Linked DNA regions of Homo sapiens: region 1 is linked to region 2. The links are chromatin contacts, found by Hi-C in ENCODE. All regions are on one chromosome and are shown on one strand. The core of a region is the stretch at or near the end of the contact, and the rest is flanking DNA. Distances in the headings are between cores, read along the strand shown.

Region 1 (2,700 bases), core at 55-2,554, 4.8 Mb before region 2:
CAAGGTGGGTGGATCACCTGAGGTCAGGAGTTCGAGACCAGCCTGGCCAACATGGTGAAACCCTGTCTCTACTAAAAATACAAAAACCAGCTGGGTGTGGTGGTGGGCACTTGTAATCCCAGCTACTTGGGAGGCTGAGGCAGGAGAATCGCTTGAACCCAGGAGGCGGAGGTTGCAGTGAGCCGAGATCATGCCATTGCATTTCAGCCTGGAGGGAAAAAGCAAAACTCTGTCTCAAAAAAAAAAAAAAAAAAAAAATTATACCTGGCAAACAGGAACCAGAATGATTCCAGGCCATATATCCAACTGGGACATATAACCACTTGCTTAGAGCACAAGGTTGGTGGTTAATAAATATTAGGATCACATTGTGTACTCCCTGCTCCCCCCGGCATGTGAGGTAAGAGCTAATCACATTGTGTAACATTTAATCCTTAATGTTGATCACCTAATTTTTATTTTTTTGAGACAGGGTCTTACTCTGTCACTCAGGCGTGGTGCCATCATGGCTCACTGCTACGTCTGCTTCTTGGGCTCATGTGATCCTCCCACCTCAGCCTCCCAAGTAGCTGGGATTATAGGCATGAGCCACCACGCCTGGGTGATAATCTGATTTTTAAAAAAGGAATATTCATATAGAGCTACTATATTAGATGTGCATTGTTTGGGGTATGCTAACATACCTAGTGGATCTCTAGCTAGAGGGAATGAAGAATGTTTTTTCCCTCATGGTACTTTGAGCATTATTATGTTTATAGGTAAGGGAAGTGAGCACAGGAAGCTAATCAGTTGCCGTAAATCACACACCAGAGCTGAGCTCAAAGCTTAAAATAAAAACCCTAAAAAACAAATTCGTGACCCAACACTGATTTAAAAAGAAAAGTAAAAAATAAAAATACCAACTCTGCCCTGTGAATCCCCAGCAATTGTGTTGCTCGCTGAACCATGAAGGGCTGCCCTTTAGAATTTGATCACAGAGGCATCGAAGGTGGAGACTTATTACCCCTTTCAGACGAGAAATCTTATGCTGGGAAGCTGCTTTTCCTAGTTCGCACAAGTCCTCTTCATTCCACTTCTATAAAAAGCCCAAGTAAGAGTCCTAATCGTTAGTCATGCAGTTTAGTCTTTTTGTAGATTTGAGCATTCAAGAAAGGACGCAGGTGATTCATTAAGCTTAGTACTTGGGGTTTTTGTGTGTTGCAGTAACTAAGCAACAGTTAAGATATTTTAACTTAGCATGTCCTGCATTGGCACGTTTAAAAAAAGAACTGTCATGCCGTGCTTGGCAGAACCTCACTCTGACTCTTCCACACTCTGTGCAGTTCCTGTACATCTTGGCTGCCCATCCACTGCTAACAGAGACCTCTTCTGTCTCAGCTGCTCTGACAGCCTTGGCCTAGTGTGTGCCACTGCAGGGTAGCTGGATATCCATGTCTCCAATGACTGGTAACTGCAAAGGCTGGACCTGGAACTAGTGGTTTGATCATCCACTACCTTAATTCTCTCATTCACATTTTAAACCCACTCTTAACTGCTATACCTTTGAACATTTGCCTTTATGAAAACACAACTCAAGTTCTAGGTTAGCACTTGAAGAACTGTGATTATTCACAAAACCATGCATTTCAAACATAACCATTAGCTTTTTTTTTTTTTTTTAACTGAATATCCGATGAAACTCACTAAATGAAGTGTGAGAGGTCTGCTACATAACATTCAATTTAGATAGATTTGATTGTCCAGATAGTTTTGGAAGAACTGCAGTACTAGATGCCTGAACAAAAAAAATAGAACCTAGTGGATAAACTCTAAGCCTTGATAACAGAAGCACTGGTTCATTATTTATGTGGTATGACTCTGGGAATTTAACCTCTAAACAGGATCTTGCTCTGTCGTCCAGGCTGGAGTGCAGTGTAGCCTCTAACTCCGGGGCTCAAGTGATCCTGCCACCTTGGCCTCCTGAGTAGCTGGGACTAGAGGCACATGCCACCACACCTGGCTAATTCTTCAATTTTGGCTTGTGGAGATGGGGTCTTGCTATGTTGTCCAGGCTGGTCTCAAACTCCTGGCTTCAAATGATCCTCCTGCCCTGGCCTTTCAAAGTGTTGGGATTACACAGGCATGAGTCACTGCGTATCTCTTTTAAACTTGGTTTCCTTATCTCTAAAGTGGCTTTTAAATCTACGTATCTTTAAGGAAAGCTAGACTATATGACCATTAAATAAAACGACAAGCTCTGACATAAAACATAATCAGAGCAAAACTTAAAATGTTCTATTTCCTCTTTTCTTACGTAAAACTAAGTATGGCTTAGAATCCCATATGACCCAATTCTATTACACTTGGGAACCTCTGACTATGATCTAAATAAACCTCAAGTAGCAGACATGGTCATTTATAATGGTAGTTTTTTAAAATTTAAAAGCAGCAAATCTGTCCCCTTCCTGAAGCAACTTATCAGTAAGGAAAATACACGAAGTGCAGAGTGGAACTGCTCTAGGGAAAGCAGGGAGAGACTAAGCGTTATAAGCTCTACTTGGTCCTCTCCTCAGCACTGGGAAAATCAATTTTCCCAAATGAGAGAAAAAAGTTTAAGTGCCACGAGGGCCAGGCATGGTGGCTCAAGCCTGTAATCCCAGCACTTTGGGAGGCTGAGGCAGGCGAATCACCTGAGGTCAGGAGTTTGAGACCAGCCTGGTC
Region 2 (2,700 bases), core at 61-2,560:
CAGAATCTCTATTCTTACAATTGCATGGAAATCCACAATTACCTCACAAAGTTGAATAACCATCTCTTTTTTTCATCTGTGATGGAACAAGCAGGCAATATTCTACATTGTTTTAACAAATAAAGCAAACTATGTACCACTGTTCTGGTGGTAAAACCCTTTAACCATAATAAATGTCATCACGTAGCAAATGCTTCACTGTGCTAAACACCTGCTGACCTTATCTCGTGTAATCCGCTCAACGGCCCTAAGACTAGGGAGACACTGCTATCATTCCTAGTTCACTGAGGAGGGTCTGAGGCAAAGAGGTGAAGTGATTTCCTGGAGCTACCTGACCAAAGACTGGAACCAAGATTCTTAGAGGCACACGAAGTCCTTCTGGTAATAAATCTGTATAATTCTATTTGTTATGTTCAGCTGTCCTAACCCTAAAAATTAAAAACTGCCATCAAGCATACAGAATGAGTGTTAGCAACACCGGCACAGTGACAATTTTAAAGAGTTAGAAGGTCCTTTAGAGATTACACAGCCCATCGCCCTCATTTTTACATAAAGGGAATCAGGTGAAGTGACCTGCACAGGTGAGTCGCTGCTCAGAGACCGCACAGCACATTTAAAACTGTATCTCGGTTCAGTACTCAAGAAAAGGACACAGACTTATAAATGGTGGCAAAAACCGAGCTGTCTGGTTCTTCCGGTACCCAGTGCCGGGTCGAGTACAGAGCAGGCGCTCCATATTTACAAGACGAATCAATGACTGAATGAATAGCACCGCCAGGAGCCCCATAAAAGAAGTCCAGAAGACTGCGGGCTGTCAGTCTTCGCTGTGACAAAGAGCCTCCGTGAGGAGCGAGGATTAGGGCCGGACAGGGAGCGCCCTTCTAGTGGACGCTCGACTGGGCTGGGGCCGGGATGGAGACGGTGGGTGCCCAGGCCCTCCGTCTACCGCGGGCCGCGTGCGGGGCCGAGCGAGGACCCGGCTGGAGCTGGAGCGGGGGCGGGGCGGGGGCGGGGCCGAGGGCGAGCCGGAAGAAAGAAGCCGCAGGGCCCGCCCAAACAAGAATTTTCACCGTAATCCCGCCCAGAGTTTCTCCCACGGCCCCATGTCCGCATGGCGGTGAAGGTCGAAGACGCGCGACCCAAAGGGCCAGGTTTTCAGTCAGCCCAGCGTTGGCGACGGGCGAGGGCAGAACACAACCACCACCCTAGTCCCGCCCGGCTCGGGGCCTAGCTTCTCTACTCACAGCGTCGGAGGGAGGGAGGGAGGGAGCGAGCCAGCGTCCCCGCGTCTGCGGCACCCTGGCCGGCCCTTCGCCCTCCGACGCGCGCGCCTATTGGCCACCGCAGCCTCTCCCACATGGGGCGAAGGCGCGCCACTTCATTGGCCCCCGCGTGAGGGGCGGGGCTAAAGAGCGCGGGTCCTCGGCCGTGGAGGGTCAAGTGGCTTCTTCTGAGCGCTGAGGGAGGGGAGCGTGCGTAGGGGATGGTGCCAGCGCTGCGTTATTTGGTTGGTGCCTGCGGACGGGCCCGCGGGCTTTTCGCCGGTGGCTCCCCTGGGGCGTGCGGGTTCGCGTCTGGGAGGCCAAGACCGCTGTGTGGAGGTAGCCGCAGCGCCAGCACCAGGTGAGTGGCCGCTGGTCCTCCCCGCCGCCTGCGCTGCTGCCCCTCGCGGAGGCACCTGGTGGTGGACCTGTGCCCCTGTTCGTATTTCCCTGTCCCGGGGTGAGAGCAGGTTGGGGTCCTGTGGCACTCCAACCTCGGATCCCAGGAGCTACCAACCTGCAGGTTCATTCGTTGTATTTACGGGCCGGAGGAAAGGCAGTGTATAGAGTAGAGGTCGGGAGTAGCTCTGGCTTTGAACAACCCGTCCACTTTCTGTTGAACTCTGGGCTAGTTACTTAACCTCCTTAAAGGCTCAGTTGTGAATTGGACCTTAGTCTCTCCTGTAGGTGGTCATTTGAAGGATAAAAGGACCTAGCACACAGTATAAGCAATCAAATATGCTCTTTATAAGCTGGAGTCTTTGGCGTTGCTTGGAAGATCTGAATACAGTCTTAAATCAGTTCCTGGCACACCCCGCATAGTGTTGCCCCCGTCGGAGGCAGCTCTTATGCTAATGAAAGCCCGCAGAATTCAGTGTCCTGTGATTTATAGTTTGGACGTCACATTCGAAACCATTGTCTTTCTCTGTCCTCTGTAGAAGAAACAGTTTGTGTGAAGGCTGTAAGGCTTGGAGAGGTTTTGGCTATTTTGACGACTAGAAGGTGGGCCATATGAGTGTGACTGAAGTTTAGTGGAAGACATATGGTGTGGAATGACCCAGAAGGACTACATCACAGCAAGGTTTTTAGTTTATTTTAACCACACGTTGACTTTTATTCTAAGAGCCACGGGAAGCTATTTAAAAGGGTTTTAAGAAGAGGCTACGCTTTAGGAGGCCGAGGCGGGCGGATCGCCTGAGGTCAGAAGTTGGAGACCAGCCTAACCAACATGGTGAAACCCCGTCTCTACTAAAAATACAAAAAAATTAGCCTGGCGTGGTGGTGGGCGCCTGTAATCCCAACTACTCCGGAGCCTTAGGAGAATCGCTTGAACCTGGGAGGCGGAGATTGCAGTAAGCTGAGATCGCACCATTGCACTCCAGCCTGGGCGACAGAGCAAGACTCTGTCTCGCAAAAAAAAAAAAAAAAAAAAAAAGAA

What was found. Hi-C counts contacts between places; a loop is a spot of excess contacts on that map. Pooled maps may share reads with other maps.
Region 1: a map with no recorded cell type shows a loop between it and region 2 (6-fold over the local background). The contact joins the enhancer-like site here to the promoter of DMAC2L in region 2. A Hi-C loop is called at or near these places in 1 of 168 maps with a recorded cell type or tissue (ascending aorta), 1 of 37 single-sample maps with no recorded cell type and 2 of 50 pooled maps.

Annotation. Positions count from the first base shown.
Region 1 is chr14:55,070,640-55,073,339 of GRCh38, reverse strand. No RefSeq gene overlaps it. Among named protein-coding and RNA genes, the nearest start is that of MAPK1IP1L, 20 kb to the right of the region's middle. RefSeq lists an enhancer at 1,007-1,126. Within about 2 kb of position 1,304, at least 14 of the 41 ENCODE cell types and tissues checked have a DNase peak (open chromatin) inside an H3K27ac peak, as active enhancers do; they include ascending aorta, where a contact is called at or near this core.
Region 2 is chr14:50,310,934-50,313,633 of GRCh38, reverse strand. DMAC2L (distal membrane arm assembly component 2 like) reads right to left here and starts at 1,310. Exons shown (of 6, transcript NM_001382507.1): 1 at 1,245-1,310. It overlaps L2HGDH (L-2-hydroxyglutarate dehydrogenase), which reads left to right and starts at 1,405. Exons shown (of 10, transcript NM_024884.3): 1 at 1,405-1,623. The coding sequence starts at 1,484. RefSeq lists silencers at 926-1,155, 1,216-1,345.